Linked DNA regions of Homo sapiens: all the other regions are linked to region 3. Evidence: read pairs that join two places in POLR2A ChIA-PET (ENCODE). Cell type or tissue: HepG2. All regions are shown on one strand.

What was found. Peaks named below come from ENCODE experiments on the same cell type or tissue, not always from the same donor. Only the 100,000 strongest peaks of a DNase experiment are listed, where the experiment ranks them.
Region 1: POLR2A ChIA-PET joins it to region 3 with 14 read pairs; 10 of 35 experiments call an interaction of 5 or more read pairs at or near these places.
Region 2: POLR2A ChIA-PET joins it to region 3 with 24 read pairs; 8 of 35 experiments call an interaction of 5 or more read pairs at or near these places.

Annotation. Positions count from the first base shown.
Region 1 is chr15:58,543,969-58,551,968 of GRCh38, reverse strand. It overlaps LIPC (lipase C, hepatic type), which reads right to left. Exons shown (of 9, transcript NM_000236.3): 5 at 5,994-6,227; 6 at 3,397-3,639. Among named protein-coding and RNA genes, the nearest start is that of LIPC-AS1, 49 kb to the right of the region's middle. RefSeq lists an enhancer at 2,821-3,459. In HepG2, no CTCF peak of the experiment used is centred here; DNase peaks (open chromatin) are centred at 88 and 4,988; H3K4me3 peaks cover 383 bases.
Region 2 is chr15:58,523,452-58,531,451 of GRCh38, reverse strand. The region is part of intron 1 of LIPC (lipase C, hepatic type); the gene reads right to left. Among named protein-coding and RNA genes, the nearest start is that of LIPC-AS1, 29 kb to the right of the region's middle. In HepG2, no CTCF peak of the experiment used is centred here; DNase peaks (open chromatin) are centred at 3,031 and 3,091.
Region 3 is chr15:58,463,506-58,471,505 of GRCh38, reverse strand. All of the region lies in intron 1 of LIPC (lipase C, hepatic type), which reads right to left. All of the region lies in intron 2 of LIPC-AS1 (LIPC antisense RNA 1), which reads left to right. Among named protein-coding and RNA genes, the nearest start is that of LIPC-AS1, 31 kb to the left of the region's middle. RefSeq lists a silencer at 7,273-7,362. In HepG2, no CTCF peak of the experiment used is centred here; DNase peaks (open chromatin) are centred at 1,335, 3,665, 3,995, 4,285 and 3 weaker places; H3K4me3 peaks cover 1,627 bases.

The DNA of each region.
Region 1 (8,000 bases), 80 kb before region 3:
TTCTCTCTTGCTACTGCTGTACTCTCGCAGTGTTTACCCGAGTTCTGGTGTACAGTTGTAGAAAATAGATCCTTTGATGGTTTTGTCGAAATATCTTGGGAGCCAGAGGAATTCAGGCCAAGTTAGTCATCCTTTGTGAAACTACAATCAGGAGGCGATGTTTATCTTGCCCAACCAGACCCTGCACTAAAATACATTGTACAATTAGATGTTTTTGAAAAATGGGGATTGTGGTTTCTCTGTAGGCCGGGGTTGGGCAAGTCTGCTCTTTTAAGAGTGTAATATGTATTCATCAAAATGCTGGAGGTGGCTGGTGGAATAGGCTTTGGGGGCCCAAGTCAGTTATGATCACGGTTGTGATGGGCAGGGAGTGGTGTAGCTGTGGTGGCCTAGATTAAAATCTTCATCCCAGCATCACCAGTAGAACTCTCCGCGGCGATGGAAATGTTTTATTTCTGTGTTCTCTGATGCAGCAGCCACGTATTTGAGCACTTGAAAGGTGGCTTGTGTAACTGACAAACTGAATTTTTGGTTCCATTTAATTTAAAGTAACTTAGATTTGGATTTAAATAGCCACATATGGTTTGTGGCTACCACATTGGATAACATAACATTATATAGATAGCAGTATCCCATGAGCAGCTGCTTCAAACAGGCGAGTCTCGCATGAGTGCACTTTCCAGCCATGCCCAGGGTGGCTTGATGTGACCACAGAGACGTTACTTTCCACTAGCAAGTGAAACTGGGTTGAGCGGGTGAGGACTTTGCTCACTGGAGGGGCTGCAGGAGAACTGGGGAGAATTTGTGGGGGAGCAGAAAAGGAGAGGGTATGGGCTGGGCACAGTAGCTCACACCTGTAATTCCAGCACTTTGGGAGGCAGAGGCGGGTGGATCACTTGAGGTCAGGAGTTCGAGACCAGCCTGGCCAACGTGGCGAAACCCCGTCTCTACTAAAAATACAAAAATTAGCTGGGCGTGGTGGTGCACGCTGGTAATCCCAGCTACTTAGGAGGCTGAGGCAGGAGAATCACTTGAACCCTGCAGGTGGAGGTTGCAGTGAGCCAAGATCACGCCACTGCACTCCAGCCTGGGCGACAGAGTGAGACTTGGTCTCAAAAAAAAAAAAAAAAAAAAAAAAAAAAAGTAAGAAAGAAAAGGAGAGGGTGTGGTACAAGCCACAGCTCGGCACTGGAACCTCCCTCCAGCCTGGGGCTTTCGGTTCCTGACCAGTTTCAGTCAGTCCTGCCCTTAACCTCCTCCTCACTAGATGTCCCAGGAGCAAGATAAGTAGTCGGTAATAAAGAGACACAAATGTGGTCTCCAAGGAACTCATCGTGGGTTAGTCTCCACCGAGCCCCCTGAGGGTAGGACTGTGTTTGAAGAATATACGGATGGATGAGTACGTTGGTTTTGGTAGCTGGTGGGTGAGATAATGATGCCCTAATGCAATTCTTTGGTCTTCCTTAATAACAAAGGGATCCTTGTGAGTTCACATCAGCAGTGTATGGTGGTCGGGCAGTGGGGCCGTTGGCAAATGGGAGAAGCTCAGCCTGGTTCATGCCTACTGCTCTTGTTTCCCCTTCTTCCTTCTCTTGATGCTTCCCTTCCCAATCTCCAAGTCCCCAGTAGATGTCCTAGGGCTGGGCCAAATCAGATGAAGTGCCCAGTTTAGCCCTGGAAGATGAAAAATGACCTCTTTTCTTCCCAGGTGATTTCAAGGAGAAAGCAATTCCCCCACCCTTCTCTTCCATACCCCTCTTATCCCCATAAACAGACCAGCGGCAGGTTTAGGAGTTTTTAAAAATCACTCTGCTCACTCTTTGGAGGCCCCAGGTCTAAATGCCAGGTCTGCCAAGAGCTTTTTGTCTCTGGACAAATAATTTTCCCTGCCTAGGCCTTGGTTTCCCCATCTGAAAAACGGCAGGGTTGAACTGCTCCTCATGATGCGAACATTCCATGATTAAAATAGATCCAGTGAAATGTGATTATCTAAGAGGCTTAATCACTCCAGGCGGCATTGCCATTTAAAAGAGGAGCTGGTTCACCCAAATGAGTCTTTAATTGGCAGCCTGCAGCGGAGGAGCTCCCCGAAGCAGGAGGACTTCCAAATTCCCTCACCTGCGTGCTGCCATCTCCTCCAGCCCTAAGGGACAGCCAGTGGAGGGACCCTTTGGCCCGAAAGATCCTGCCCTCACACCAACTACTCTTCAGATGCTGTGCGCACCCACAAGAAATTTCTGTCATTCCTAGACCTGCTTGACTCAAGGGAGGGAAACCTGACTGGAGAGCAAAAGTTCCGATACACAGAGAAATCCTGTGCCTCAAAAATAAGCTGCCTGGGAGTTTGAACTCACGACTGAGAGTCAGGTGGCCCTGTTCCAGGTCTCCTTACAGCTGCACAGCTGTGGGCACCCCACGCGAGTTTTGCTTTGCTCCTCTTTAGAATGGGATAATAACCAGCCCTGCCATCCTCGCCTGGCTGTTGGGAGAACCACAAGGAGCTGATGGCTGCATCGAATGTTTTGTGTAAAATGCTCCCTAAAAGCAAAGTGGTGGTGACGGCCTGTTTACATTCTCCAGATACAAATATCTGCCTGGTAATAGTCAAACAGCACATCAGATTTCTTCTCCCAGCACTGGAGAGGCTGTGCGATGAAACAGTGAGATGCTAAAGCACTCCCGAGCTGTTTTAGGGATTAGGCAGAAATGTTAATGGCAACAGATGTCGGCTTGTTCCCTCCAGGAGGATTTAGGTTTCAGTGGAGTATTTCTCTGCTGGCCTCAGCCTAAGACGTGGTCACAGCCCTTTCTACAATCTTCCATTCAATCCAGAGAGCTGCTGGGCCCACTTTCTGCCCTGTGGTTAAAAATCTGGCTGGGAAACACTGGAAGCTGAATCTTGTCTTGGGAGTGCCTCAGGGTGAATATCATGTCCTATCAGATCAGCTGATTCAAATCTTAGAAGAAATGAAATGCAGTCTAGAATCCAGTTTTTTCATGGGGGCCGTGAACAGAGATGAAAGAACTGGGTTCTAGGATGTGTTTGGAGATGCCTGACGTCCCTGTACAGTGAGATCCGGGTGGCCCAGGTAAACTGCGTGTGGCCTTGCAGATCTAACATTCTAGGGGAGCATGAAAATGGACAGAGAGGCCAACCCAAGGATCGTTTCAGAAATGGTCGAGGTTTCTCCTCCTAGCCCTTGGCGGCAAGGTGGCCACACTCTTGGGACAGGAGAAAGGCTGTGTCAACGTTGCTGTCTGGAGCCTGCACAGTTTCAGAAACACCGCAACAGCAGAGCTGAAGCACCTCCAGGAAAGAAGCCAAGGGGACTTCTGAGCCCTTTGGACAGGGGACTGCATCCTGCCCTTCTGAAGGCTCCCCAGCTCCACACTCACCTTTGAAGGGGGACTGGGCTCGCGTTACGAGGAAGAGCCTCTTGCTCTTGCTCCGCGGCTCCTGGCGGACGTGGTAGCCCAGCGTGTTGCAGCGGCCCTTCTTGCAGCTCAGGCACAGGCCCTGGCTGAAGCTGTTCATGTCACCACACGGGTAGGCCATGCTCTGCGTGCCGGCGTGCAGCAAGGAGTCGATGAAAAGGTGCACCGATCGCTCGTGGGAGCATTTTATGGTCTGGGTGATGGCTGGAACACAGGGCAAGAAGGACGTTATCACCCCTTAACCCAAAGCAGCCTCAACTCAGAGGATCACCTTGGTTCTCATCCCACAGGAGGTTAGCAGTAGCACACAGAACAGGCAAGGGTGGGCTTGTCAAGGCAGACCCCTTGACAAGAGCAGGATGTGACAACTGACTGAAACTAAGGGAAGTAGACCCTCTGAGTCATGTAGTGTCAGGCAAAATCCCGGGCACTGCCGGGATCCTGAGAGCACTCCTTTATGACAGCGTGTTACAGTAGGCATTTTAATAGGCACCCAAGTCACTAAGGAAAGATCAAATTCATTAAGAGAGCAGGTTAGTGTAATTTATTATAGAAATATTTCTATCTCAAATGAGATAATTTAAAATGCCCAGGTGCTGATGCCTGGAGGGTGGGTTTTCTGGAACAGGCTTGCGTGGGACTCCTCTTCTCTTAATATAACTAGATACACGAGACAATCCCGTGGCACTCTGATGGTCTGGAGAACGCTGAGGCCTCTCGACAATGTCTACCTTGTGTCCCAAAGCAGCCATTGCATCCCTTAGGTAACAGGCCTGTGAAACCAGCACAAGAATTGGATTTGGAAGGACATTGCCCAGTAACCAGATCTGGACAGGCCTCACCCCCAAAACAAGCTTATGAGGTTGATCTACTAAGGATTTGACCTTTTTTTTTTTTTTTTAACTCTCCAAATTTTAACCTAATCTGTGGTAAATAATTCTCAAGGGATGTTGAGGAACCACCACAAGATATGTGAAACACTTGCTGTAAAGGGACAGCACAGGTGACTTTGCCAAAAGCTATTTCCCCAGTTGTCTGGAGGCTAAATGCCAAGATTAGTCACTGCAGTCCTTGGACGCTAGCGGCTGCATTCCTTGGGCACCTACTAGGAGGCTGTGTATGCTGCGTGCCCTCCGCTCCTCCACTGCCTGCATCTTCACTGCAGCTCCTTGAGGCCGCTGTTTTCGACGAGAAAACTGAGCTTCCAAGACATCCACTAACTCACCCAAGCTCATCCACCCAGGAGGTAGTGAAGGTGAATCTGCAGTTATCCAGTGAGCCCCTGTGCAGCTGTGGCTGGGAGAACTACCCCAGGAACCCTTTCAAACACAGGGGTGAAGACGACTGAGAAAAACCAGCCCAAGCTTGGGCAAGCTGAATACCTACATTTGGTTCCGTCACTTTGAAGTTTAGCACAAAAGAGCAAATGGTAATGATTGGTCAGAAATGTGTTTACCAGGAAAATAAAGCCCATACACCATCCTGATGGTCTGTACTGAGCTTTGTTGGGTGGGGTGAAGTTTGGGATGAGGGCTGGATGGTCAGCTGGGAACTGCTGGTGGCTGGAGGGGAGGTGTTGGAGTGGGGGAGGTGGGAGGGATGTAAGCAATGATAAGGGCAAGTTCCCAGAAGGCTCTCTCAGGCCTGGGCGGTGGAAGGCTGGGAGTCCAGCCAAAATGAGATGATGCGGAGTGTGAAGGTCACTCTGATATTGGAGAGGCGAGGATGGTGTCATCACAAGAGAGTGTGTTCTCAGCTGAGTGTTGGATGATCAGGGTGAGGTGGCTTGTAGGGGTGGAGGGCTCTACTTGGCTTGGAGTGATTGGCATGTCTTAATCAGGGTGATATTTTATAATAGCAAGAAATTTGGAATGCCCGTGGAATGTGCTGCTTCTGCTGACATTTTTGTTCTTTAATCCTGTGCATATTATCAATGTGCATGTTAATATTTCGGTTTTAGGACTTGAGAGAGAAGTGGGATCACAACCCAGATAACAGCACATTCCGTGTCTGCCCTGAGGTAAAGGGCATAACAAGGACATATTTGAAGCTGAATTTCCCATTGGGACAGTCTGAGTAATTTCCTCAATTAAACTGATGGGGTGGGATGAAGAGTGAGACCTTCATCGAGAAGCCACAACCTATTAAGTGGATCCTCATGTGGTTCAGAATAGAGGCGGTCCCTGGAACGAGGAAACTTCCAGAGAAGGAAGAATAACCACAGGCATCCGGACTCAACTCTCAGAAGAGCTGGTACCCCGGGAGAGGGTTTGCCTGGGCACATGGGGCTGGAGTGAGAAGTGGAGGTTCCTGTTGGTGCCCTCTGTTCATCCTCAGGGCGTGGCGTTGGCCTGTTGCCAGGAGTGGCCTGCTGGGGGACAGGCACCCTTGCCCACTCCAGCATTCCTTCTCTCTGGGTGGGCTTGGTGACCATACACCCTGGGCCCCTATCCTTGCTGAACTCTTCCCTGAGTCCCGTATGTTGGTAGATTCCGCTGAATTCCAGAGGCCCCATTGAAATGTAGGCCGGTGCTCCCGGCCCATGACTTCATTCTCACCATTGAAGCCGTGCTGGGCAATATGTCTGTAGAGCTCTAGGAAGTGGCAGCCAGGCTGGAAGGAGCCCCCGTTGGGATAGAAGTCATAGTGTCCTATGGGCTGTTTGATGCCCACGCTCAGGCCCATGTGCTCCCGGGTAAAGGTATGAATGGCATCCACAAAATTGGCATCATCTGGAGAAAGACGATTGCTGGGGGCACTTCCCTCAAACAAAGGTCCCGCGGCATCCAGCCCTAATGGGAAAGCAGGGGTAAGGGTTACGCAGGAGCAAGGAGAGGGGAAGAGAGATGTGCTTTTTAGCTTTTGGATATTATTATACATCAGTGAACTAGCAGGAAGAAGAAACACGTAGGGCTGATCCTTCCCTAGAAAACCTCGCCGTAACCTTTTCTCAGTAAAACCACAGTAGTTCATGGTGCTAACAATGACACACAGGCTGGGCATTAGCTAGCGGGGAAAGAGGTTTGCGGAAACTCTCCAGTGGTAGACACAAGGTTATGATGCCTGAGGCCAGGAGGCCTGGGCAGCATAGTGAAACCCCATCTCTAAAATAAAAAAGAATACAAAAGTTATGTGGATGTGGTGGCCTGTGCCTGTAGTTTCAGCCACTCAGGAGGCTGTGGCAGGAGGGTTGCTTGAGCCCAGGAGTTTGAGGTAGCAGCGAATCATGACTGCACCACTGTGACCCAGTCTAGGCAACAGAGGGAGATCCTGTCTCAAAAAGAAAAAAAAAAAGGAATAAGGTTATGAGGGAATGCTTGATTTACTTGAGCAAATCAGTTTTGAGTACCTCTCAAGCTACTTTCAAGACCATCTGTTTGCATACAAAAAAAGCCAATATGCTCATTATAAGTAGTTCCAACCTACCTATCAAAGAATGAAATTTATTTGCCTGTATGTTGTCAATAATTTCCCTAAACAAGCTGATTTTTCTCCTAAGATGTCATTTCATTAGAACGTCCAGAACAGCCGCGGGACATTTCACTGTATGTGAAAATGTTGTGTGCAAGTAGGGGAGCTCAAAGCTCTGGGCCTCAAGTGACAGATGTCTGTGCATGAAGTAAGGTGGCACCTCCTGGCTGACTGTGGTTGGGGAGTATTTATGCGCTCCAAGTTTTTTTTCCCTGTCTTTCTTCCTCTGCCTTCTCTGGAGGACCCTCTGGTGTCCCACCCCAGCCCTGGTTTCCTTCCCTACTTGGGGGGCGAAGGAATTGAGAGTGAGCCGTGAGATCACCCGTTCTCCAGCCCTACCCACAGTGACAAATGAAAAATGTCCTTGGCCGGGTGCGGTGGCTCACGCCTGGTAATCCCAGCACTTTGGGAGGCTGAGTCTGGCAGATCACCTGAGGTCAGGAGTTCGAGACCAACCTGGGCAACATGACAAAACCCCGTTTCTACTAAAAATACAAAAATTAGCCGGGCGTGGTGGTGGACACCTGTAGTCCCAGCTACTTGGGAAGCTGAGGCAGGAGAATCACTTGAACCAGGGAGGTGGAGGCTGCAGTGAGCCAAGATCATGCCACTGCCCTGTAGCCTGGGCAACAGAATGAGACTCTGTCTCAAAAAAAAAAAAAAAAAAGAAAGAGAAAAAGAAAAATGTCCTGATATGATTTCTGTTCCTTTCTTTATCAGGCTGATGACAAGACGGCAAGAGGGTGTTGAGCTTTCCTGCTGTCTCTGAGGTGGGTGGGCCCAGCTGATACGCCTAATGTGACCCACAGCACCAGTTGGATGGAGAGGGTTCTGGGCCTTGGGCCTGAGGCTGCCTCGCTGGGTGTGGACTCTGACCTCTGGCCCTGCTTCTTCAGTGGGAGGGCTGCTCATCCCCAGGCTATTGTGGGTTAAATCCATGGGGGCCACACGCCGGTCTGTGACCAGGCTTCCCCAGTGACCAGCAAGATGAACAAAAAAGCATGAGGAAATGAGCTGTCATAATCACAAGTGTATTCTGTTGAAACGTCTGCCATTATCCCCATTCTTTCTCAAGTTAAAAGAAATTCTTTTAT
Region 2 (8,000 bases), 60 kb before region 3:
TTTCTTTTAAGAAATCTGGTTATGAAAGAGTATGCCATTCAGAAGAGCTTTCCGTTTGTACTGGAATCCTCTCTGGGGAAAGTGGGGCTTGCTTCCCTAAAGTCCTTCCGAGGTCATAGGCACATTCCACCCTGTGTAGGTTCAAGGTAGGGTGAGAGAACTGAACAGATATCCTTAAAAGAAGATACACAAAGGGCACATGTGTACAAGAAAATGTGCTTAACATCATTAGTCATGGGAGAAATGCAAATTTAAAACACAACGGAATATCACTTCTCTCCCTTTAGAATGGCTAAAATTAAAAAGACTGACAAAACCGGGTAGAACTCCTCATAGATTGCTGGTGAGAACAAAAAATACTTTCTTTGGAAAACCGTTTGACAAGTTCTTTAAAGGCAAATGTACACTTACTATAGGACCCAGTAAACTTCAAGCGTTTACTCAAGAGAAATGGAAACATATGTCCACATAAATATTCAAATGTTCATGGCAGCTTTATTCATAATAACCCCAAATCTGAAACAACCCAAATATCTATCAACTGGTAAATGGATAAACAAATTGTCGCATATCCATCCAATGGAATACTACTCAGCAGGAAAAAGGAACAATTGCTGACACATGCCAGAACATGGATACATCTAAAATGCATAAAGCTAAGTGAAAGAAGCTAGATTTAAAAGGGTACAAACTGTGTGATTCCATTTACAGGACGTTCTGGAAAAGCAAAGCTATTGTGATTGAGAGCAGATCAGTGATTTCCTGGGTCCAGGGAATGGGGTGGGGATTAACTAGCAAAGGGCAAAAGGGAATCTCTAAAGAGAGATGGAAATATCCTACATCTTGATGGTGATCATGGTTACACAAGTGCACATTTAAAATGATTGTTGGAATACTGCACTATAGTCAAGCAATAATGTGGTTTCTCCACATTGCCCTTGATCCAGGTTGAGCGGCATAGGCTGCACAGCAGGCCTTCTGTGGTAGTTACTTGCATAAGTCAGGGCTGGGCCTGGCTGCTCCTGGTTTGCAGGCCTGAGAGGACAGGCTGTTTCTGAGTTTTCTGGAGGTTGGGGTCAATTGGCAGACATAACTCCAGGACTGACTTTGAACCAAAAGACCAGGTCGGGGAGGGAGCCAGCCCTCATGGAGCAGGGTCTCAGGGAGACTTGGCATGTCCGGAAGGTCTTCCCTGATTCCTTCAGGCCGGAGATGGCCAAGGGTTCCCTGGGGACTACCCTGTGGAGGCCAAGTTGTCCAGCAAGAGGGTTAGAAACACAAGGCGCCTGGAGACCATGCAGCGTCGCTGCACCCAGCCTGCATTTCAAACAACCTGTACTTATTGAGGAAAAATTCATTTTCCTTCTCTTATCAATCAAGGATATAGGTAACACCACCCATCTACACTTCCAGTTCTCTGGCGAGAATCCGTTTTACCACACCAAGTGGATAGAATTCCACAGGTAAGCAAACCAAGTCAACATTCAGTTGTCCTGTGCGATATCTTTTACGATGTGTTGGAAAATAGCTGGGCGATGCCCTTCTCCCACTCCAACCACTGCTCCCCAAGGACCAGGGACCTTTTATTGGTAGTGATGATCTAGTCTACCTTCCTTATGTCACAGTTGAAGAAACTGGGACCCAGAAAGGCCACCTGACATGCCCCAAACCATGCATCCAGGTAGAAACTCTGGGCTCTCCTGACATTCAAGCCAGCATCCTTCTACTGTGCTGGAGGACAGAGGTTCCGACCCTCTTCCCTGCCATGTTCTAGGACTCTTCCTATCTCTGTTAAAGCTCAGAGGGCTTACATTCCATGCCACATAAAGGCCGATGCCTCCAAATAAGGCCTCTGATCGGCACAAGAGGAAACAGGTCTTGAATCACAGAAGACAGTAGACTGGGTCTTGAATCACGGAAGACAGCTGACTGGGGCATCCTCTTGTCTATGGAAAATACCCCGAAACAATTGGGGTGACCAGGGTAGTAAAAACAGAGTCCCATGACCTTCACCCTTCAAACACCTGGCAGAGCTGCTGTCTGCTGGTGTCATTCTCAGACTAGATTTTTTTCTTTCTCTCCCAGAGGTAGCACTAGGAGAATCCTTACCCAGCTAAGGGGGCTGTGATGCTGGCATCTGACCACGGTTAGGCCAGGGAGGCTCCCCAGGAGCTGGACAATCACAGGCCCTTCAGCTGCTCTTGCCATGAGAGATCTTGGCTTACAGTCAAGTTGCCAAGCGCTGTTTTGATTGGCAAATTAATCCCATTGTGTTCTTGTTCCAAAACTTTATTTGATATATCATGACTATCTAGCTCCTGGCTTTGAGCTTCATTTGACCTTATCCTTCATTCCTGTACCAGACATAAACTACACAATTGCCAAGTGAAGCTTACAAGGAATAGAAGGAGGGGTGGGGGCAGAGGACCTTCGACATCACAGTCAAGGGATCTAGGAATATGCAAGTCCTGTCTCAGCCCAGAGCCACCTACCTCATGAAGTTACTGCTGGAGACAAGGATCCTGGGTGCCCTGGCAGGTAGGGACAGGCACTGCTTTAGTATTGGCAGTGATTGTACCTGTAAAAGGAAAATCAGGGCCACTCCGTCCTCCAGGTCAGCTGCCAGAAGATGAATTGGGTGCCTTATACTCAGTGAGAAAAGAAGAGAAGATTGCTGCTTCCTTTCCAGTCTGGACCCGTGGATGGAAGAAACTCAAGTTGGGCCCATGCCCTGAGCGTGGCTTGTTACTGCACAGCAGAAGCGGTTAGGAGCTTGGGCTCTAGCTGGGTATGGTGGTGCGTGCCTGTAGTCCCAGCTACTTGGGAGGTTGAGGTGGGAGGATCACCTGAGCGAGGTCGAGACTGCAGTGAGCAGTGATTGTGCCACTGCACTCCAGCTCAGGTGACAGAGCCAAACCCTGTCAAAGAAAAAAAAAGGCACCGAGCTCTGGAGCCAGATTGCCTGGCTTAAATCCCAGCTCTGCTACTTATTAACTGTGTGACCTTGGGCTAGTTATTTAACCTCTCTGTGTCTCAACTATATAATAAGACTAACAGTAGTACCTACCTTATAGGATTATTATGAGTGACAGATATGTGCCCCTGAGACGTGTTTTTAGGCCGGATTTAATCATGCAAAAAGAAAAGTGAGAGTGAGAGCAGAGGTGACCTGGGAACGCCTGGCTGTTCTGCAGGAATGTTCCCCTCCCTGGAGCTGGAATCTGGGCAAAGATAAACGCTTGCAGCATGAGGAAAGCATTAAGCATTAACTTGGCCAAACAGCCCAAGGTTATTCTTTTTTTTTTTTTTTTGAGACAGAGTTTTGCTCTTGTCACTCAGGCTGGAGTGCAATGGGGTGGTCTCGGCTCACTGCAACCTCTGCCTCTCGAGTTCAAGCGATTCTCCTGCCTCGGCCTCCCGAGTAGCTGGGATTACAGGCAGTAAACCGTGGGTGGGGAGTGTGGGCTGAAAGCATGTTGGATGTGCTCTTTGGGGCAGAGGTTTGGGGGCTGCCTGATGAGAAAATGGGCCTGATCTAGTCCTTGAACCTCCCTAGGGCTTCCCCATGTGCGGACCTGCGGCTGAGAGGGCTGGCTCTTGGGTATGCTTTTAGAGACTGAAGGCCCACCCTGATCCCATTCATTCATTCATTCATTCATTAATTCATTTATTCATTCAACCACACATTTATTAAGCACCTACTATGTGTCAGGGATTGTGAATACACTGTGATACCTAACAGTGAATAAGACAGACCATGCTTTCAAAAAGCTCATGGTCTTATGGTAGAGGCAAGTAAATAAACAACTGTCACACAGTTTGGAAAGTGTTGTGTTGGCCGAAGAATAGGAAAGTGCCCACCCAGCCATAAGGTGGCTGGTGTAAAGGCAGCCAGATGAACTCCATTGGTGGGTGGTACCGCCAGCTCCTCAGATAATCTTGGGAATTTTAATCAAAGGCTGGCCCTGATGGGAGGGAAGGATTATGAAATGTAGGGGGAAGGTGAGCTTATGTGTGGCCAATATGGTCACCTCTAGACTCACAGAGGTTGAGGTCATGGCTGCAGCATGCACCCTGTGCCCTTCAGCTTTCCTGAGGCGCTTGGTGACTCTCATCTTCTTTGAGACTTGCCTGACCCTGGGGTCTGCAGCACAGCGGTTCCTATCCTAGGCATGTTAATTTCCTCATGAAGAAATAAGGAGGGGTTCAGTGACTGCCAAGGCCCACAACTGGCTAAAAAAGCAAACCAGGACCAGAATTCGATTTCTCCGCACATCTAAGTTCTGAGACTATAAAAGTTTTCTGGGCATGTGCACTATTTCCCCTAAGATATTCTTTTGGACCTGTATCCTCCCTTCACCACCCATATCTGGAGGCCCAGCTGACTGCTGCCTGCCCACTTCAGACCACGGGCAGGTACCCGACAGTTTCCAGGTTGCCATAGGGAGCAATGGCAGAGGCAGGGTAGTGGAGTGGCCAGTGGGGCGGGCACTGGCTTTGGAGCCAGTCAGTTCTGTGTTTGATTGTTTAACACTTATTAGCTGTATGGCCTTGGGAAGCTTGCTTAACCAGTAGGAGCCTCAACTTCCTTCTTCTAAGTTGGAAATAGGAAGACCGTCTTGTGTGGGTGGTAGTGAGGATGAACGAAGTTGATGAAATATCTAGTCCAGGGGTTGGCATTCAATGTGTTGTTTCCCTTTCCAAACTTGCCTAAGATCTCTTCCTTCTCATGTCTCAACCCAACATAGTTCCTTCCAGATATTTGTGGGTACTTATCCACCAAGGTCTTTGCCAGCCTATTTGGTACCTCTCTGTGAATTCTGTGCACCTGCTTTAGGTAGCACACTGCCTTAGCTGTGTAGCTTGGCGCGGTGCCTTTGTGCCAAGAAAAGGAGGCCCCTCCTTGGAGTGAGGATTTCAGCCTCCCATCTTCCATTTGGCCAGGTTGTTCTGGGCAAGAGAAATCTACTGGGCTTAGGTGGCAGCTCTGGAGCCTACTTGGCTGAGTCCCTACCTCCACCAGCTAGGGTGCTCCAGCTGTGGGATGCTCTGTCTGAATCAGGCACCTCGAGGAGCCAAACTAGGCTACCGGTTAACACTCTCTGCTAATGAGGAAATCAGTCTGACTGCAAAACACTCCAGCCAGGGTTCTGCCCTTACACCACTGCTAAGGAAACACTCATCCTCACAGCCTCCCTGATATATTACCTAACTTTTTACATTTGTGAGCAGTGGTTCTCATGTATTCATGTGCTGGAGATGCAGACTCCTGGGTGCCATTCCCAGAGCAGCTGATTCAGTAGGTCTGGGAGGCCTGGGAATTTGCATCATCCCAGGGTGGCAGATCATTCTGAGAAGAAGTTGCCCAGTGGTGAAGAGTATGAGTTTTGGAACCAGGCTGGGATCCAAAGCTTGGCTCTGCCGCTAATGAGCCACAATTCTGGGCACGTTTACAGATGGTTTCCTCATGGGGTTGTAAGTGAATGAGATAAACGTGTAAAGTACCTCCCACAATGCCTGGTATATAGCAGGTTCTCAATGAATAAAGGTGGCCCTGGTGGCATTGGTGGTAGTAGAAGTAGGCATTGATATTGCTATTGTAACATCTTCCTCCTTGAAGGGTTCTTCTGCACCTGATCAGTAACAGATCATGAGGAGACAGAATATCAGACAGGATAACTCTTTATGTTGAGGTTATCTGGGATCACCCTCATTTAAACAGATTGGATGGACCAGAAGATCAGTGCTGAGAATCTTCAGGGCAAAGTCCAAACCTCCAGGAAGACATAGGTCTCCTATTTGGCCTTTCCCCAGAACACCGGCCTCAAAGGGGTACATAGACATGGCCTACTGGGACTCTCCCAGAAGGCCTTGCACCCCTGCCTCTGCCTTGTTTGGGGAGTGGGCTGTGCTTGCCTCTTTCCCTGGTTGGATGCCTGCAGGCATATATTGGCCTCCTTGTAGGAGAGAAGAGAATAAAACATGACAGTGAGCAAGGAGAGCCCCAGTGACAGAGCTCAGCTTGCCAGTAAATGGCCAGGGGAGCTCTGAACTAAAAAGGACTATGGGGGAAGATTTGTCCTATTTCATACTAACACGTACCGTAAAGATTCAGTAATTCAAGCTGTGTATACAGGAGCTTGGATAAAGAAGCAGAATAGAAACCCAGAACACTCAAATGCATATGTTTGCATTCAGTATTTGATAGAAGTGACTTCTCAAATTGGCCAGGTTGTTCTGGGCAGTGGAAATCTAATTTCTCAAAGTGCTGGGGTAAAGATGGACTTTAAAAAATAGTATTGGGAGATCTGGAAAAAGATGAAAAGTTATAAGTTTGGTCCATACCTCTCATCATACATCAGGAAAAACTCCAAATGGATCCAATTTTTAAATGAAATAACAGGAATCATAAAATGACCAGAAAAAAAATATGGGCTAATTCCTTGATAACCTTTTGAATAAGAATCTCCCTCTGTGATTCAAAATTCAGAAGCTGTAAAAGATTGTTAAATTAGACTACATTAAAGCAAACAAAAAACTTCTGTATGACCAACTAAATTAAAAAAAGACCATAAGCAGAGGCAAAAAATGAACAATAAAGTGAGAAAAAATAATTGCAACTCATAACACAAAGGGCGAATATCCCCGATATCTATAGAATGCCTAGAAATCAAGGAGACCAAGGACAGCAACCCACAGAACAAAAAATGGGCCAACCAAGGACATGAGGAGCCGTTTCACAGAAAAAGGAATATGAATGGCCCTTTGACATATGAAAAGATCCTCAACCTCACTCCTAAGATGAAAAATACAAAGTAAATATATACTGAGACACAAGTCTCAACCATCAGATTGGTAAACATTAAAAAGTGTGACCACACACCTTGATGGAGACACTGGCAGGAATGCAAAATGGTGCAACTCCAATGGAGAGGGATTTGGCAACAGCTATGAAAGTTACAAATGCATTTTCTCTTTACTCAGCATTTCCTGCATGGGACTCTACCCTGTGGCTATATCTGCACACTTACGAAATGAAATTAATGCAAGGTCATTCATTGCAGGATTGTCTGTAATTGTAAAATACTGGAAACATCCCAAGTGTCCATCTAGTGTCTAGATAACTGAACGGGGACATATCCCTCAATGGAATACTTTGCAGCTTGACTAAAGAAACACTCTGTACTGATTTGAAAAGATTTCTAGAATGTACTGCTGAGTTGCCAAAGTAAGGTGCAGAACAGTATCTAAAGTGTGATACTTTTGTGGAAGGGTGGGGGCATAAGTAAATAACTCCATGTTGGCTTTCAGCTGCGTAAGGTTATGTTGGAACGATACAGATGAGATGAATATAAGTGGTTACCCATGGTGGGAAAGGGGGAGGAGGGAATGGATATGGACATCGTGGGATGGGGGTGAGATTTTGCAAATCTATTCTATTTTACATTCTTTTAATTTCTGAGCCATGTTAGTATTTACTTCCTTAAAAGAATTTCTTTTCTTTTATTTCTTTGTATTTTTAGAGACAAGTTCTGGCTCTGTTGCCTGGGCTGGAGTGTAGTGATCGTAGCTCACTGCAGCCTTGACCTCTTGGGCTCAAGCGATCCTCCCTCCTCAGCTTCTCAAGTAGCTGGGATCGCAGGCACATGCCACCAGCCCTGCTCCACTAGCTAATTTATTTATTTATTTATTTATCATAGACACAGGGCCTCACTGTGTTGCTCAGGCTGGTCTCAAACTCCTGGCCTCAAGTGATCCTCCTGCCTCGGGCTCCCAAAGTGTTGGGATTATAGGCGTGAGCCTCTGTGCCTGGCCTGAAAAATAATTTTAAATAAAAAAAAAATCCCAGCTTGTTTCCTGCTTGCACTTTCCATGATAACTATTTCTCTGGATGCTGTTCACCTACCCCTGCAGCCCCTTCATGCCCCAGAGAACTCTGGGAGTAGCTCTCTTGCTGTCTGACTGTGGAGTCAAAGGGTCCACTCACCTCGTCTGTCTTC
Region 3 (8,000 bases):
CATAAAGCAGCCATTCCTGATGGAATAGAATCCTCACTTGTGTTTAAAGCTACTTATCAGCTGGGTGTGATGGCTCACACCTGTAACCCCAGCACTTTGGGAGGCCAAGGCTGGTGGATCATTTGAGGTCAAGAGTTCGAGACCAGCTTGGCCAACATGGTGAGACCACCCCCCCCCATCTCTACTAAAAATACAAAAAAAATTAGCTAGGCATGGTGGCGAGTGCCTGTAATCCCAGCTACTCGGGAGGCTGAGGTAGGAGAATCGCTTGAATCTGGGAGGTAGAGGTTGCAGTGAACCGAGATGACACCACTGTATTCCAGCCTGGGTGACAGAGTGAGACCGCATCTCAAAAAAAAAAAAAAAAAAAAGAGAAAAGAAAAAAAAAATCCTACTTACCATCTCTGGCCTAGACCTTAGGTCATTGGGTATGTCCTGAGGCCTCCATAAATTTCAAACCTTATAATTTCTCCTGCAAAAATACTACCATGCTTCAATTCTCTCCACCTTTCTTTATGGAAGCTTTTCTTACCCATTTCTAGAAAGATTAGAGAGGTGTTAGGTATTAGGAAGATGAAAAGGAGGCAGACAAAAGGACGAGTCTTCCTCTATCTACTCATACTTTCAAGGTGTTTGGCAAAATCTGAAGTTTTGACTTGGGCGGATCACGAGGTCAGGAGATCAAGACCATCCTGGCTGCTAATAGAGTGAAATCCCATGTCTACTAAAAATATAAAAATTAGCTGTGTGTGGTGGCTGGCACCTGTAGTCCCAGCTACTGGGGAGGCTGAGGCAGCAGAATGGTGTGCACCCGGGAGGCGGAGGTTGCGGTGAGCCGAGATCTCGCCACAGAACTCCAGCCTGGGTGACAGAGCGAGATTTCGTCTCTACCAAAAAAAAAAAAAAAAGGAGTTAAATGCAATTCTTTCTGTATTTTTGTCTTTTCCAATTCTGTATTAAGCATGTACTACTTTTCAAAGTAGGAAAAATGTGTTTTATAAAATGAGTAATTTTATGAAAAAGTAATTTTAAGTTACATTTAACAATTGAGTAATTTTATTAAAATTTTTATTTAAAATTTTATAAAAATGCTTTTTACTTCAAAAACTTCATAAAAATTTCTTAGACTTATTACTATATACCCTTTCATACCTTTGTGACTATAATACCTAATAAAAAATAAAAGCTGGTCTTTGGTTTTGTACATAGGAAACACCCTCTTCTCTGAACAAATCTCTCATTTACAGTCTTTTAAAATTCAAAGAATGCATTCCAGCTGGGTGCGGTGACTCATGCCTGTAATCTCAGCACTTTGGGAGGCTGAACCCGAAGCACTGTTTGAGGCCATGAATTTGAGACCAGCTTGGGCAATGTGGTGAAACCTTATCTCTAAAAAATTACAAAAATTATCCGGGTGTGGTGGTATGTACCCGTAGTCCCAGCTACTCAGGAGTCTGAGGTGGGAAGATCCCTTGAGCCTGGGAGGTCAAGACTGCAGTGAGGCATGATTGCACCACTGCACTCCAGTTTGGGTGATAAAGGGAGACCTTGTCTCAAAAAAAAAAAAAAAAATTCCATGAAGATGAGGAAGGTGATGGAATGTCATCCAGCATTGAGAAAAATGTGACGTGCCCATCAGCTCCTCTATTCTCTTGGGGGAAGTGCTGCCGCGGGGAGGTCCTAGCCATTGTTCCATTCCTTTCTTGCATCTTCTCAACGAGCTTTGTTAGTAACTGGAATCCACTGGGCCACGTTTTTAGTAGAGGGTAGGGTCACTTCACTCAAGGAGTTTTGCAACGGCCACAGTGTTTCTCTGCTCTGGGCTGTAAAGCCTGGTGGCCAGTCCTCCCGAGGGCAGGCCTGAAGGTCCCAGTTCTCTTACCTGTCTATCTGCCTGGTGACTGGGTGAATGGGCAGCCCCAAGCTTCTCAGCTTCCCTGCCTGAGCCAGGTTGGAAAATGAGGGTGGCCTGTTTTTGGGAAGCTGGTGATCTTTAATTGAAAGGGGGTGGAGCAGAAAGCATCACTATGGCTTTGAGCCCAAGCCAAATCCCCTCTCCCACACTGAGGAAGAGGAGAAAAGCTGATTTTCTTCCTTTGTGCTCTTCCTTTGGTAATCAGTACTCTAAATGGTTGAGACCCAAGTGGGCCAAGAGCTGAGCTGAGAGTTCTGAGTACTCCAACATGCTCAAAAAACTATATTCCTTAGGGTGGGTATGGTGGTTCATGCCTGTGATCCCAGTGCTTTGGGAGGCTGAGGCAGGAGGATTACTTGGGCCAGGAGTTCAATGTTAGAGTAAACTACGATCATGCCACTGCACTCCAGCCTGGGCAACAGAGTGAGATCCAGTCTCTTAAGGCGTACACACACACACACACACACACACACACACACACACACACAAAATGTTCCCTGAAGCCGTTTAAGTTATTAGAAAAAAATAGAACTATGGTGAACTAATGTTTAATGCTTACCATACCTCATCATGACGTTTTCAGATCAAGTGGGATAGCTCTGGGCAGTGGAGCTTAGGTACATTAAGCAAATACTTCATAAACGTTAGTAGCTGTGCAAACAAGTGGGCATGAGGTGGAGGCTTGACCAGCCAGAGTGTCCAAGGTTCATAGGGAGGAAAGGAGCCAATTTACTGGACCTGGGTTGTTAAACACATAAACCCTTAATGAATTAAAAATATTACCAGCCTAGCAGAGTTCCATGGAGTCTGGGTGGCAGCTCTGTAGTTCTGTGGTTGTCAGTCCAGGCTGTCTTTAGATCTGAACTGGTCTGGGGTGGGCCTTTCTGTTATAAGTTCCCTAGATGATTCTAATGAGCTTCCAAGGGTAAGAACCTCTGCCACAGTTAAATGGTGTCACTATGTATTAATCACAAATCCCCTGATAACGTCACAGGGTTGGACAGCTTAACTCATGTTAGGAATCACATTGAGATTTGTGGACCATCCATCTCGAGTGGGCGGCAGGGCTAGATCCAAAGGCAAATTAGTATTCCATGGAGCTTTGGTTCTCAAACGGGTGTGCATCAGAATCTTCTGGAGATCTTGCTAAAACCCAGATTGTGGGCCCTCATTCTCAGAGTTTCTGATTCATTAGGTCTGGGGTGAGACCCTAACATGTCTAACAAGTTCCCAGGTGATGCTGATGCTGCTGGTTTGGGGACAACACTTTGGGAATCACTGTCATGGACATAGGTGTTCACTCTGAGAGGCGCTGCTGGGGAAGCAGAGAGAGCAAGGGTCTGGGAGGTGGCCGTGACCTGGGTTCAGGTCCATGATTCATGCAGGTGCAGTATAGACAAGGGTAAGCCAAGTGATCTCTTTTGAACCCAGTATTCTTATCTATAATCTGGGGTAATATTAGCTGCTTTGCCTTTCCCCAAGCATTGAGTGGGATAATGAGTAATCACTGGGCTTTTATCATGTACCGAGCATTTTACATGCATCATTCCCATTAATCTTCTCAACATTTATAGGAAGTGGGTCCTATTATTTTACAGACCCAGAAACTGAAGTTTAGGAAGCCTCAGTTCTTTGTTAAGAGCGGTCCTTGTGTTAGAAGCAGTTCCAGCTGACCCCGGAGTCCAAGCTCTCAACCGCTGTGCAGTCCCTGACCCTCAGTGGGAAAACCCTGTGAACACCAAGAGTTGCCAAACAACTTTTAGCTGTGGTTTTTCTAAGCGGCGGACAGGATTTGATGTAAGGGATACCTGGTAGGCAAACCACTGCGCAACAGTGAGCAAATACCAATTCAGATATGAGCAGAGTGGGAAGTTTCCAAAATAAAACATAGAACATCAAGGACTCATTTACTGCATTTGAGAATGGGCCACTCTGATAAGATAGAGGCATTAATTAGGAGGAAAAAGTAGCCGAGCAAATGTCGGCAGGAAGGCCAGGAGGGTCTTTAACAGCCTGACGTAAGCCCAGGAAAGCTGCTTCCCAGAAGGCCTAGTACCGGATCATAAACTCTGCAGCTGACTCATTAAACCCGGTAAAAGTGGCTGCAAAGCTCTCTGGGAAAGGACGGGTTTGAAGAAAGGATAACATTGCTTCTATGAGGGGACCAGAATAAGCAACGGAGCGGAAACCAATACGTGCAAATCAGGCACTGTGAGCTCAAGAGCGGTTCTGAGGAGCTCACAGACACAAGGAGCCCGCAAGCAAAGGTTCTGCTCCACAAGCAGGAAGCCCCTGAGAGACATGCACGTTTTGGCCGCTGTGAACAAGAGCCTACGGTCAGGGATGAGTGGGTCAGGTGATCACGGAAGTCCATTTCAGCTTTTAGTTCTAACCACCCTCTGTGAGTTGGATTCATGCTTCATTGGTCTACTGGATTTATTTCCCAGGGTCAGTAAACATTTGGATGGGAATGCAATGAATGAAAAACAAAAGAAACTATCAGAATCTGATGAAACGTCATGCCAAAGTTTATTAGGAATAAAAAGTTATAACTATTATATATAAGTAGGAATGCTGTATAATCTATAAAAAAATGAGGTTGTCATGAGGATTCAGACAAGACAATGGGTGTCTGAAAAGTGTCTTGAAAACTGGAATTATTCAATTAGAATAAAGTTATATATAACAGTTGGGATAATTTTCTGGATGAAGATATGTGAAAATCAACTTTACGAAGTGATTACAGTAAGTACTGTGTGAGCATTTCATATGACCTGCAAAGAGAAGAAGGAAACCATGTGCTTTGCAGGAGGTAAAATGCTCAGCTGACTGAGATGCTGGAAGGTCTTATGGGGTCATATGAATGGGCAGGAAAATAGAAGATGACCTTTGATGCAGACAAAGCCATTATGTGTTTAGGGAAAAGTAGCCCAAACAACATAGAAAGTGGTTGCCTCTGACCCAGAGTGTATAAACCAGAGAAGAATTTTGGTCTTCGCAGCTTGTTTCTTACCTGTGATGCTAGTTTGGTCAAGATGGCTAACCAAGTGTTTAAAATTACCATACATCCTTAGAATAAAGAAGCCATAGAGATCATGTGATCTATTGATGGATTTAATTTTATAAGATGAGAAAACTCAGGCCCAGAGAGCTAAGTGGCTTGTTCAAGGTTCTATAACTACTTAGAAAATGTTTTGTATACCAGATGGAAAACATCAGTCTACCTTTCACGAAACTAAGACACCTGACAAAGGCTGCCTTAAAGAGTGTGGGGGAATTTCCAGAACCTTTTTACTTCTAATCACTCTCTATGAGTCACCCGCTAGGAGTTCTAATCACACCACCATTAGGTGGAAAGTTGACCAAATGGTCCCTCAGCACGTCCCATCGCATTGCTGTAAAAGTCAAATCATTGAGATGGATAGATATCTCACGACTAGTAACATTTTCTACATAATCTTACATAAATGATTCCTAATAAATTACACAGACAGGACTTCACAGTGAAATCACAAGTGAGTTTAGTACAGGCATAATGATGACAGCCCAAACATCTGTTGGTTTTGGAAGTAAGTTTTCCTATTTTAGAACTAGCACTGAATCATCAGGAGATGGGGCTTGATAGAACTTCAGAGGAATTTTAGATCTCTACCAAAAGATCTAATTCCTCTGCCCTGTATTAATTAGAAACGGTAGACATCGAGGGCTATGATTGTCTCCCTAGTTTCCCACGTACCTATTCCTTCCTTGACAACACACCAGAGAGAGTAGAGAAGACAGAAGATTAGAGAGCTTTGATGCTTTTAGTGTGGGACCGGTGATGACTGCCCTCTTGGACTCTATCTTCCCAGGACGGGTCCAAGCTTCCTGGTCCCCTTGCCTTGTCTGAGCCTTCCTGCCCCAGCTGACTTCCTAGGCCTGTGAATGCCTAACCCAAGTACTTACCTGCTTCCTCCAACTTCCTGGATTCACTTGGGACTCCATCCGTTATGTTACGGTTCTGACCCGTAATCTACACCTCACCTCTGCCCTTGGTTGAGCATTTGGTCTTTGTCTCTTCCTCCCAGCCCAGCCCTACATGTCAGTCATGTCCTACAATCTATAATTGATCACTGTAATGTCCCATTTAAATTTTTTTCTGTTGTTCATGTGGAATTTAATGGAACTCTTTTCTAAAAATGTGAATTTGAAAAACCTTCAGTCTACACTAAGACTATTGAAGAGCACAGTCTGTGTTAAAAGCCAGATGTAAAAACTGTTGGCTTTCATAAGAGGTACCAATTATAAGTAAATATCCATCAATCAATAAACACATCCTGCTCCAAGGTGCAAAGATTAGGGGAGCAGTCAAGTGGGGGAAATGAGTTGTTCTGATTGGAAGAAGGGGGGTGACATGGACAGATGTAGGGTGCACTTGACACAGAATCTTCTTTTTCCCCTGGTTCCTGAGGGGATAAGACATAGGAACCCAAAACATCAGAAAAGTAAGGTAGCAGTGATAGGGCTTTTCTTTCCTCCAGTGCAAACCAGCCATAGTATTATTCTTTTATTCGGACTTTAGATGAGAAGCCCTATATGTTTTGTTGTGTGGTGGGCTCCCCCCTCGCTCCCCATTTTTGAGACAGAGTCTCACTCTGTTGCCCAGGCTGGAGTACAGTGGCACAGTCTTGGCTCACTGCAACCTCCACCTCCCAGGTTCAAGCGATTTTTCTGCCTCAGTCTCCTGAGTAGCTGGGACTACAGGTGCACACCACCACACCCAGCTAACTTTTGTATTTTTAGTACAGACCGAGTTTCACCATGTTGCCCAAGCTAGTTTTGAACCCCTGACCTCAGATGATCTGCCCGCCTTGGCTTCCCAAAGTGCTGGGATTACAGGTGTGAGCCACCATGCCTGGCCACCCTGTGTGTTTTGATGTGTGGTCAAGCCACTGAAATTTCTAGAAAAACAAGGAGCCCGGGAAGGACTCATCCCAAGAAGTTGAAGGTGAGTTAGAAAATTGGCTACTACCCAAGTTAGACAGAATTCAAGGACTGGCATAAGCTGTGATGAATAGCAACTAAAGAATGGAGCTCTGATGCTTAATGTTTATATGTCTTTAAACCTTGCTTTAAATAAAATGCTTTATTTGTACTAGTTAAGTATTTGCTATGATGTGTTGCTTTAATGAAAAGCTCTGTTGAACTCTGTTGTGTGGGAAAGCAGGTTGGGCTTTGATTGGATTAACCATGCAGATAGGGAGTTAGGCTCTTTGGAGCCGAGTTGGTTCACACAGGCGGCACTACCCACCTACAGGTGTCCATCGCACCTGCGTTATGAGTACTGCTCCTAGGAAACCAGGCTCTGAGAGTACCAGCCTAGGAAACTTGAGCCAATAAAGTCACCACAAAGACCACAGCACTTAAAGATAGAAAGGGGCAAGTATAGAGGGGGTTGGGAGGGTGACAGGTGCATGCTCCTTTTATCATGATTTTAAAAAATAATACAGTGCTTTTGACAATTTTTTTTTCAAAAAAAATGAAAGCTTTGGATTTTTCAGGTGGGGTTATTTGCCTTTCATCTGTGTTTTCTCTACTGTTCTATTTACTGATCCATTACTTTCATCTTTGAAACCTGTCATTGTGGACTCTTGTATCAATGTAACTATCTGTTAAAAGGCTTTTTGCTTTTCGGGTCAGAAGTGTTTAATATCAGACATTTTAAATGATTTTATTTGTATTGACCTCAAACTTGAAAGTTATGCAAGAGGTACTGTAAAATTAAGTATTCAAAGAGATGAATGCCTTTATTGGACTTTTTTGATGAGCAGAGAGGTTGAGGGGTCCTAAGGGAGTGATGGAAAAGTGGAAAACTGACCAGGACCCAATGCCTAGGTCGCCGAGAAACAGGGCAAGAAAGAGGTCAAGGAGATGGGAGTGGAGCGGGTGAATACCTGCGCAATCTCAGGACACAGAAAAGACCTGATGGATTCTTTCCTTTCTTTCCTGGTTAGAGGAGGGGCATGGGTGACCCAGTCTGGCTGCAGGAGCTCAGGTAGGATAGACGAGTTTGGGGCAAAATGGTGGGTGCTGTAGCTTAAAGGGG